3 separate regions of the Homo sapiens genome follow, and all the other regions are linked to region 2. A link is a contact called in ENCODE Hi-C or POLR2A ChIA-PET data. All regions are on one chromosome and are shown on one strand. The core of a region is the stretch at or near the end of the contact, and the rest is flanking DNA. Distances in the headings are between cores, read along the strand shown. Region 1 holds the start of WNT3A (Wnt family member 3A). Region 2 overlaps SNAP47 (synaptosome associated protein 47). Region 3 has its middle 31 kb from the start of MIR5008.

What was found. Hi-C counts contacts between places; a loop is a spot of excess contacts on that map. ChIA-PET counts read pairs that join two places held with the same protein, here RNA polymerase II (POLR2A). Pooled maps may share reads with other maps.
Region 1: a pooled map shows a loop between it and region 2 (3-fold over the local background). The contact joins the promoter of WNT3A here to the enhancer-like site in region 2. A Hi-C loop is called at or near these places in 1 of 168 maps with a recorded cell type or tissue (PC-9) and 9 of 50 pooled maps. POLR2A ChIA-PET finds 5 or more read pairs at or near these places in 2 of 52 experiments (AG04450 and MCF 10A).
Region 3: a loop to region 2 is called in a map with no recorded cell type, with 8 times the contacts of the local background. The contact joins two enhancer-like sites. A Hi-C loop is called at or near these places in 1 of 37 single-sample maps with no recorded cell type and 8 of 50 pooled maps. POLR2A ChIA-PET finds 5 or more read pairs at or near these places in 2 of 52 experiments (MCF 10A and activated CD4-positive, alpha-beta T cell).

Annotation. Positions count from the first base shown.
Region 1 is chr1:228,005,339-228,008,464 of GRCh38, reverse strand. WNT3A (Wnt family member 3A) reads right to left here and starts at 1,467. Exons shown (of 4, transcript NM_033131.4): 1 at 1,266-1,467. The coding sequence starts at 1,336.
Region 2 is chr1:227,761,006-227,764,014 of GRCh38, reverse strand. All of the region lies in intron 3 of SNAP47 (synaptosome associated protein 47), which reads right to left. Among named protein-coding and RNA genes, the nearest start is that of SNAP47, 27 kb to the right of the region's middle. RefSeq lists enhancers at 1,054-1,143, 1,464-1,613, 1,797-2,547. Within about 2 kb of position 1,419, at least 14 of the 41 ENCODE cell types and tissues checked have a DNase peak (open chromatin) inside an H3K27ac peak, as active enhancers do.
Region 3 is chr1:227,909,247-227,912,160 of GRCh38, reverse strand. No RefSeq gene overlaps it. Among named protein-coding and RNA genes, the nearest start is that of MIR5008, 31 kb to the left of the region's middle. Within about 2 kb of position 1,431, at least 2 of the 41 ENCODE cell types and tissues checked have a DNase peak (open chromatin) inside an H3K27ac peak, as active enhancers do.

The DNA of each region.
Region 1 (3,126 bases), core at 218-2,717, 240 kb before region 2:
CTAGGGCTGCCCCTTCCCCTCCCCGCTGCTCCTGGCCCGGCGCCCCTACCGCGGGAGCCCCCGCTCCTGAACCATCTCGAAGAGAAAAATTATTATCGGATTAGATGTACCTCGGCTCGCTGGGTCTCCCCCCTTCCCCTCGGCGTAATTATTATAATTCCAGGCTGCCGTCGGAGAAGGATGGGGGGGAGTGTGCATGCTTGTGGGGAGGCTTCTCTCCAACTGTGGGTCCTACCAGCGCTGCGCCCGGCCCTGCGCGCCCACATTCCTCCCACTTGTGTTCCTCAATCTTGGGCATCTCAGAGCGCCCTTAATTCGGAACTGGGGTGATCCTTGCTTGGTGAGGGCTCTGAGGGATCACAAGCCCTGGCGAAAGTGTGGCCACCGTTCCCCCTCCCACAGGATATGTGCAGTGGAGGTGGGAGGCCTGAGAGAGACCTTTCGGGACCCTTCCTTTGGTTTATCTGCACTTCCATCGCCAGGCTGGGGAGGGTCTCACGGAACGCGCCTTTTCTGGTGTGGAGGGCGCAGCACAGCGCTTTCTGATTGAGGGTCCTGGAGCCCCTCACACCCCGTGCTTAACTCACCCTTAACTCTCTCTACAGCAGCCCCTCATTGCCAGGTGGACCCATGCGGAGGGCTCGCAGAGAGGGCCCCTGGAAACCCCCGTGCCCGGACTGCGGCGGGGAGGCGCGCGGGGCCCAGGGCCGGCCCCCAGTGCGCCCCGCCGCCGGCTCTGCGCCACTCCCCGCCGGGTCCCAGCTTTCTTTACGTAACCACGCTGCTCCGAGCTGTTCAGTCTTGTCTCATCGACTTTGTTTTAAAACGTGTGTGTGTGTTTGTGTGTAAGATACGGTTTTTGAGGAAAGTCTCCGGCGAATTCTCTCTCGCTGGCCCTCTTCCCTCGCCTGTCCCCTGGCCTCGAGCTGCCTGTCCCCTCGGTGACCGTGCGTGCCGACCTTCTTTCAGCCTCTCCCCAGCCCACTGCTCGCCCTGTCCGACGCCAGGGGCAGCTAGGACCTCCGCAACCTCCCCTACTCCCCCGCTCGGGAATCAATGTCTCCGGAAACTCCGCCACCCACGCGTCCCAGCGGCCTGAACAGGTCCAAAGTGGCCGTCAAGGAAAACCAACCGCCCGCGGCCCGCACGCGGGGCTGGAGCAGAAGGGCGCGGGCTCGGGCCACCGCGGGGTCCCTGCCCGAGGGGACCGTCTGCTGCGGGCGCGGCGCACAGGGGCAGGGGCGAACGCGAGGAGGCTCACTCACCACCAGATCGGGTAGCTGCCCAGAGCCTGCTTCAGGCTGCAGAGGAGTAAGAAGTATCCGAGTGGGGCCATCGCCGCGCGAGAGGGCGCGGAGGGCCGGGAGTCCGCCCCGAGAGCGTGAGCGCCGGGGGGGGCCGGGCCCTGGGAGCTGGCGCGGCGGCGTCGCTGGGCCCTCCTGCGGCCGCGGGTGCGCGGGTGTGCGCGGGCTCCGAGGGCGGCGCTGCGCCAGGTGGGCCGGCGGCCGGGCTGCGGGCCGAGGCCCGGGGCGGCGCGGGGCGGCGGGGGCGGGGCAGCGCCGCGGGGGGCGCCCGCCGGGGCCGGGGCCCGGGCGGGGCAGGCAGGGGCAGGCGGGGCCACGGGAGCCCGAACCGCGGCGGCGGCGTTGGCCCCCGCCTGCTGCCGTGGGTGTCGGTGTGTCTGAGGACGTGCTGGTGTGCGGGCCCCCAGGTGTGCGCGGCGCGCTGGGGTGCGCCAGATGGGCAGGCGGCCGGCCCGGGGCCGCGCGATCCGCAGGCGCCCTCCTGGAGCTCCCGGGCCGCGTCCTGGGTTTCCAGCCCCGCGCGCCCTGCGCTCACGGTGGGACCCGCAGTCCCCCTCTCGCTCCTGGTCTGTGGCGAGCTCCGTCTCTTGCCCCCGAGGTGGCTGGGCTAGGGCTCCCCTTCATCCATCAACCTTCTCGGGGCGGGGGTTTGGGGAGGGAGCGGACGGTTGTCGGGTGCACGTCCTTTGGCCCCGTCTGCCTGCGGCCGGACTCCTTCCGCTGAGACCAGAGCTGCCTGCGCCTTCGGCGGATAGAAAGGGTCCGGGATGGGTGCAGCCTGCAATGGGGACAGCGGCCAGGTGGACCTCCAAGGTGCAGCCACGCGTCTGTGGGTCACAGCTGGGGACGAGTGGGACTCTCTCTGTGGCGCAGGGATTGACCCCTCCATTTTTCTCCCCATCACTCCACCAGGGAAGAGAACAGTGGAAGCCCCTGACGCGATGGGACGGTGGGGAAGCGCAGTGCTGCCCCCAGGTTCTGGGACCACCAACCTCCAGGTCTGCCCAGAGCTATGCAGCCTGTTCCGACAGAGGGATTTCTGACTGTTTAGTTAAGCTTTAGGAGTTTGCTGATGGAGAGGGGAAGACCTGAGAGGGAAAGTGACTTGCCCAAGGTCACCCAGTGACCAGTCAACTCTCCAGCTCCCAGTCATTTGCATATCCATGTGTTGCCCCGGGAGCCGCCTGGGGAGATTGTAATTTGCAGAGGGGAAGTGTCCCCAGCCTCCCCCGGGGGACCTGATAACTGGGATGGTTAAGAGGCACTCTCCCATCGCGGCTGGTCCTCCTGCAGTCACACTGTGACCTAAGCTCAGCAGGAATCTTGGTTACCGCGTTGGAATTGAGGAAGGAGGCTCCGGGAGCTTCTGAGAGCTCCAAGCAACTCCAGACTCATCCGTGGTGTGTTCTCTGGGGATACTGCACTGCCCAGCCTGTGGGCTAGGCCTCCTGTGCGGCTGCAGAGTTGCGGGAGGGAGGTGCATGGAGAGGCAGGGATGGGCATGTGGCCGCTTCTGTGCAGCTTCTCAGGGAGGGGGTGGCTGAGATGTCCCCAGGTGTGTCACTGGCTGGCTGATGGAGGCAGCTGCTTCCCACAGTGTGCCCCACTCACAACTTGGTTCTGCGTTTGCAGAGGGAGCCTGTGGTCCTGTGGACACCGGCCCTAGGGGTCACCTGGTGACTATGTCAGGAGTCCTGAATTCAGAGTGACAGCCTTTCTCTTTGAAAAAAAGTTCCCTTTGCTCCTCACTACCTTGGGAATCCAGTTTCCGCTACGCATGCCCGGCCGCCCACCCGCTTCTCCCAGGCACTGCGGGGCCCCC
Region 2 (3,009 bases), core at 170-2,669:
AGAGCCCAGGGCACACTGCTGGCTGCAGAATGTCTTGGTCATCTGGAAAGAGAGTGCCCTGAGGCCACAGGCCCCTGTGCAAGACACAGCTCTGTCTTCACTGCCAGTGCTGAGGAGGGGCTGCCTGCACCTGCCTGGGAGCGGGGACCTGGGCCACCAGCCTGTCTGTCTCCAGCAAGCCCCTTCCCTCAGCCCTGGCCTCCAACACTCACCTGTCACCCAGGAAAGGCCTCTGCTGGGCCTAGTGGGCCTGTGAAGCTAGCGCACAGGTAAGGACAGCGTAGGGAGCTGAATGGAGGAGACAGCAGCTTGTGTGCTCCATCTCCCACTCAACCAATACGCACGCGCAGGTGGGGGCTGAGCGGCATCCTCTGATAGGCTCCAGGCCAGCTGATGCAGTACCCCCAGGCTCCCCAGTCAGCCCAACCCGAGCCCGCGGTGCCACAGCAGGCTCCTGGGTGCTTCAGCTCCAGTGGGAACTTCCCTGCCTCAAAAGACGCCTGGCACTAACGAACTGCAGAGACAACCTCAGCCACCCCAATGCTCTGGTCCTTTACTAACTGCCCACTGCATCCGCCTGCCTCCTGCCCTGTCCTGCTGCTGGTGCTGCTGTGCAGACAGACACACGGCCCGGGGAAGCAGAGGTACAGGCAAGGCTGTCATCAGGGAGCTGGAAGCCCAGGCAGGCCTTACCCCCAAGACAGGCAGTGAGTGACAAAGAAAAATCTCAGTGATCAAACAGCCTTCAAATACGCTGTGCACAGCAGGGTAGAGGCTCACGCCTGAAATCCCAGCACTCTGGGAGGCTGAGGTGAGAGGATCACTTGAGCCCAGGAGTTCAAGACCAGCCTAGGCAACACGGCAAGACCCCATAATTAAAAAAAAAAAAAATTAGCTGGGCATGGTGATATGTGCCTATAGTCCCAGCTACTTGAGAGGCCAAGGCAGGAGGATGTCTTGGGCCCAGGAGATTGAAGTTACAGTGAGCTATGATTGCACCTCTGCACTCCAGCCTGGATGACAGGGCAAGGCCCTGTCTCTAAAAGAAAAAAATAAATAAAAAGAAAAAGAAAATACTGTGCATGTCCCTTGGTAGGATGTGTGGGAAGGAAACCTCACCCTGTGGCCTTCCTCCCAAACCACAGCCCAGGCCGACTGCAAGAAAATCTGAGACAGAGGCTGCTGTGCAAGCCCTGGCCCAGCCTCCAGAAGGCTGTCAGAAGCCACAGGGCCCAGAGACATGTGAGGAGGGTGATTGTGCGGTCCTGGGTGCTCCTCAACGCAAGGACGAGTGTCTAGAATAAAATAAAACGTGCACTTGGCACGCAGCCCTGCAGAGGTCTCTGGAAAGGCTCCCCGCCCCGGGTGTCCCTCCCTGACAAGCGCCCATCCGGTGTCGCGAGGCTGCCACCCTGTGGCCACACGTGCACCAGCGCTCGTCCCAGAGGCAGGGATTTCTGAGACATCCGTCATGGTTTCCACCTCCAGGGAGCCCACAGTTTCCAGCTGAGAGCAGTAAACACAGGGAAGCTGGCACAGAGTCCCTGTGCCTACGCATGGACAACAGCAGCAGGCGGCAGGCAGAGGCAAGGCCTCAGAGCCACAAGTGCCCCACAGACTACTGAGCTCCCATCAAACGGGGCGCCGCCTTCTTGCTAACATAGCACCAGGCAGGGCACCACACGCTCCAACCCCTGCATGGAGCCTCTTCAAGAACACCCTCTGGAGGCACAGCTGCCCCCATGAGACCAGCACTTACCTGGACAGGCCAGGTTGCCCATGGGGGTGAAAGTGAGCACGGAAAGGTGGCACAACAGTCCCCCACAGGAGCAACAGTCCATCTCACACATGCAGCAGGTCCCTGTGGGACTGTGTGCTGTGTGTGCCACATGGCAAGATGGCTGCCCCAGGTACTCAAAACACCACGGGCCGGGTGCAGCTGTGCAAGTGAAAAGACGGTGCTCGCTGTGGCTACAACCCACACTCAGGTGACCTGAACTAAGGGGGCCCTCCTAGCCGAGCAGGGAGGGTGACGCCATCAGTCCTGAATCCTGAATGCACGTTGAGGCCCCCAGAAAAGGTGATAGCCCTCTGACCTCAAACGGCACAGATTGCAGGAACCCACTTACAAACACCAGCCTGCGGAACACAGGAGTGCTCGCCACCACGGTGCAGCCAGGTCGGCAACATGGCAGGGCCACTAAACACACTGAGTGCTTCTCTACTGGGACCCTGGAGAGCAGTCCTGAACTCCACAGAATGTCACAAACTTCCTGCCTGACGCCACACATACCCAGGGACCCCTCTTCAGTCCCCACACCACCAGTCCACAGCACGTCACATACCTCCTCCCTGAAGCCACGTGCAGGAGTACGCCTGTACCATTTACCTTGAATGTGGGTGAAGACCTCTGCTTCCTATGCTTCTGTAGCCTGTCTCCCACTAGGACACTCGGGTTCAGGCCTGCACTTTAGTGACAGCAGCTCATGGTGACCTTTGATCTCATCTTGATCAATGGATTTCATTACATTTCACACCACATGCTCCATTCCATAGGGGTCAATGCCTCTCTTTGCAACCCCTGACTTTAAGACATATACAGAAAGGTGGTAGGTTTTCTGTGATTCAACTACGTGCTGCATATCTAAGGTGTGCACCTTTCATTTTTAGGGTGTGTATTCAGCCCTGGGGCTCATGGGACTCAATCTATTATTATGTGTATTTCTTTCCGAAACTTGAAGCCATCTGGAATAGCAAGCAAAACATTTTCATGTTAGAGAAACAGGTTATAGGAACTGAAATCTTTCTCTTAAGAGAAAAATTAGAGAAACCGAAAGGGTAGCAAATATCTCTTACTTTTAACAGACACCTGGCATTTAAAATCCTGAAGAATACAGCTTTACATGCTGTACGTATAGACACGCATTATAGTGTGGACGTACATGTCACATACATGCACAATACATAGGCATTGATACACATGTGTACATATGTATACATGCATGCGTA
Region 3 (2,914 bases), core at 182-2,681, 150 kb before region 2:
CACCTGAGGTTGGGAGTTTGCGACCAGCCTGACCAACATGTAGAAACCCCATCTCTACTACAAATACAAAATTAGTCAGGCATGGTGGTGCATGCCTGTAATCCCAGCTACTTGGGAGGCTGAGGTAGGAGAATCACTTGAACCTGGGAGGTGGAGGTTGTGGTGAGCCGACATCATGCCATTGCACTCCAGCTTGGGCAACATGAGTGAAATCTGTCTAAAAAGAAAAAGAAGAAGAAAAAGAAAATCATCTATGAAAAAGGAACAATAAAACAAAAAAGTAAACTACTGAAAACAAAAATATGGCCAGTGAAGTAATTATTTTCAATAAAAATTGGAAATATAAAGCCCAAGAAATCTAGTGAGAAAAAAAATAGGTCAGCTTTTCTTTGGCTGTAGGAGAATCTATGGTGGGCACTTGACACCCTTTTGGACGATGAGATGTCATGATAAATTCCTACAGCGAGAAGGTCTCTTCTCCAGCAAGCAGGCAAAGCTTTGCTGAAAGCATGCCCATTTTGCTCAGCATATCTTTTCCCTTGCACCCATTTCCTGCATAGGACACAGGATGTGATGGTGGAGTCACCGCAACCGTCTTGAGATCATGAGTAAGGAAGCGACCCATTAAGGAAGACAGAGCAAAAATAGAAAAGGCTCCAGTGACCTCATGGTGCTCTCGCATGAACCCTAGTTTTGTTTTGTTTTGTTTTGTTTTTTGAGACAGGGTCTGACTCTGTCGCCCAGGCTGGAGTGCAGTGGTGAGAGCTCGGCTCACTGCAGCCTCAACCTCCTAGGTTCAAGCTATTCTCCCACCTCAGCCTCCCGAGTAGCTGGGACCATAGGCGCCAGCTTTATATGAGTTTTATAAAGACAGCAGGTGCCACCATGCCCAGCTTATTTTTGTATTTTTGGTAGAGACTGGGTCGTACCACGTTACCCAGGCTGATCTCAAACACCTGGGCTCAAGTGAGCCTCCCATCTGAACCTCCCAAAGTGCTGGGATTACAGGCATGAGCCACCACGCCAGGCCAAATCCTAGCTTTTGTTGTGTGTGAGATTTAAAACAAATGAAAGTGTGTTTGTTTAAGCTAGAGTTGGCTGTTTTCTGTCATCTGCCACCCAAGTCATTCCTAACTGATGTGCACATCAAGCCTGGAGTATCAGGCCTGCGGCAGGGATGCTGGGCTGAAATGCAGCGGCCCCTTGCAAACTCGTAGCAAGGGTCATTTGCAACCTAGAAGTCCACGCCTAGCCAAGCTTGCTTTTAAAAAACTAGAATAAAGACAGTTTCAGGCAGGCAAATTCCAGCAAAGTTCACCACCCTCACATCTCTTCCAGTCAACGATTTGAGGGTGTGCTTGGGCACAAACCGAGGAGAGGAATTCTGGAGGTCCCAAGGAGCAGCTCCCCTGGGTGGTGAGGAAGGGAATCAGGCGGCAGCTGCAGCAGGGCTGGCCCTGCAGCCAGGGCAGGGAGGCAGAGAGGCAGGGATAGCCATGGCCTGACAGCCAGCCTGTGTGAGTCTCTGTGCAAAACAAAACAAAACAAAGCAGGTCCTTGTGTTAAGATAAAAATAAAGACCTCGACATGGAGACATCTAGGGAGGAGGCTGGGCTGAGGGGAGCCCACTTACCATCCTCCGAGGCCTGAACCCTGGAGGAACAGAGCAGAAACCTCTCAGCGTCACAGTCTCCCACCGCAATGATGCCTGGGGCTGGGGCTGCCTGCAGCACGGGCTGAAAGGCTTCTGTCTCAGCTCCTATCCTCCCATTTATTTTAATGGAAGAAGCTTTTTTTTACCCCCAAGACGGAGTCTTGCTCTGTCACCCAGGCTGGAGTGCAGTGGTGTGATCTTGGCTCACTGCAACCTCCACCTTCCGGGTTGAAGCAATTCTCTTGCCCCAGCCTGCCGAGTAGCTGAGATTACAGGCACCCACCACCACGCCCGACTAGTTTTTATATTTTTAGTAGAGGCGGAGTTTCACTGTGTTGGCCAGGCTGGCCTTGAACTCCTGACCTCGTGATCCACCCGCCTTGGCCTCCCAAAGTGCTAGGATTACAGGCATGAGCCACCGCCCCCAGCCAGAAGAAGGATTGTTTAACAACACATATCTGACATGTTAAAGATTTACCTCAGGGTCCCTCAGTGATCTTTCCAGATAATCTCCTCACTTGCCTGCCTTCCCTCCCTCCTTCCTTCCTCCTCCCTCCCCTCCTCCCTTCATTCCTTCCCTCCTTTCTCCCCTCCTTCCTCCCCTTCTTCCTTCCCTCCTCCCTCCCCTCCTGCCTCCTCCTCCCCTCCTTCCTTCCCTCCTTCCTTCCTTCCTCCCCTCTTCCTCCCCTCCTTCCCTCCTCCCTCCCCTCCTGCCTCCTCCCTCCCCTCCTCCCTTCCTTCCTTTCTCCCCTTTCCTCCCCTCCTTCCTTCCCTCCTCCCCTCCTTCCTTCCCTCCTCCCCTCCTTCCTCCCTTACCTCTTCCCCTCCTTCCTTCCCTCCTTCCTCCCTTACTCCCTCCCCTCCTTCCTCCCCTCCTTCCCTCCTCCCTCCCCTCCTTCCCTCCTTCCTCCCCTCCTCCCTTCCTTCTTCCCTTCTCCCTCCCCTCCTCACTCCCTCCTCTCCCTTCTTTCTTCTTTCTCTTTTTTCGTTCTTGTTTTCTTTTTCCTTCCCTCCCTTCCTTCTTTTTTTTCATTTTTCCTTTCATATTTTCTTTTTCTCCATCATTCCTTCCCCCACCTCTGTTTTCTTTTCTTTCTTTTATTTCTTCCTCTCTTTCTCTTCTTTTCCCCCTCCCTTCTTCCTTTTTTCTTTTTTCCTCTTTCCTTCTTTCTCATTCCTTCCTTCCCATAATTTAAAGAACATATTTCCAGTCAACACTGTTCATTTAAGGTAGACCTATAATTAAATAAACTGTAATTC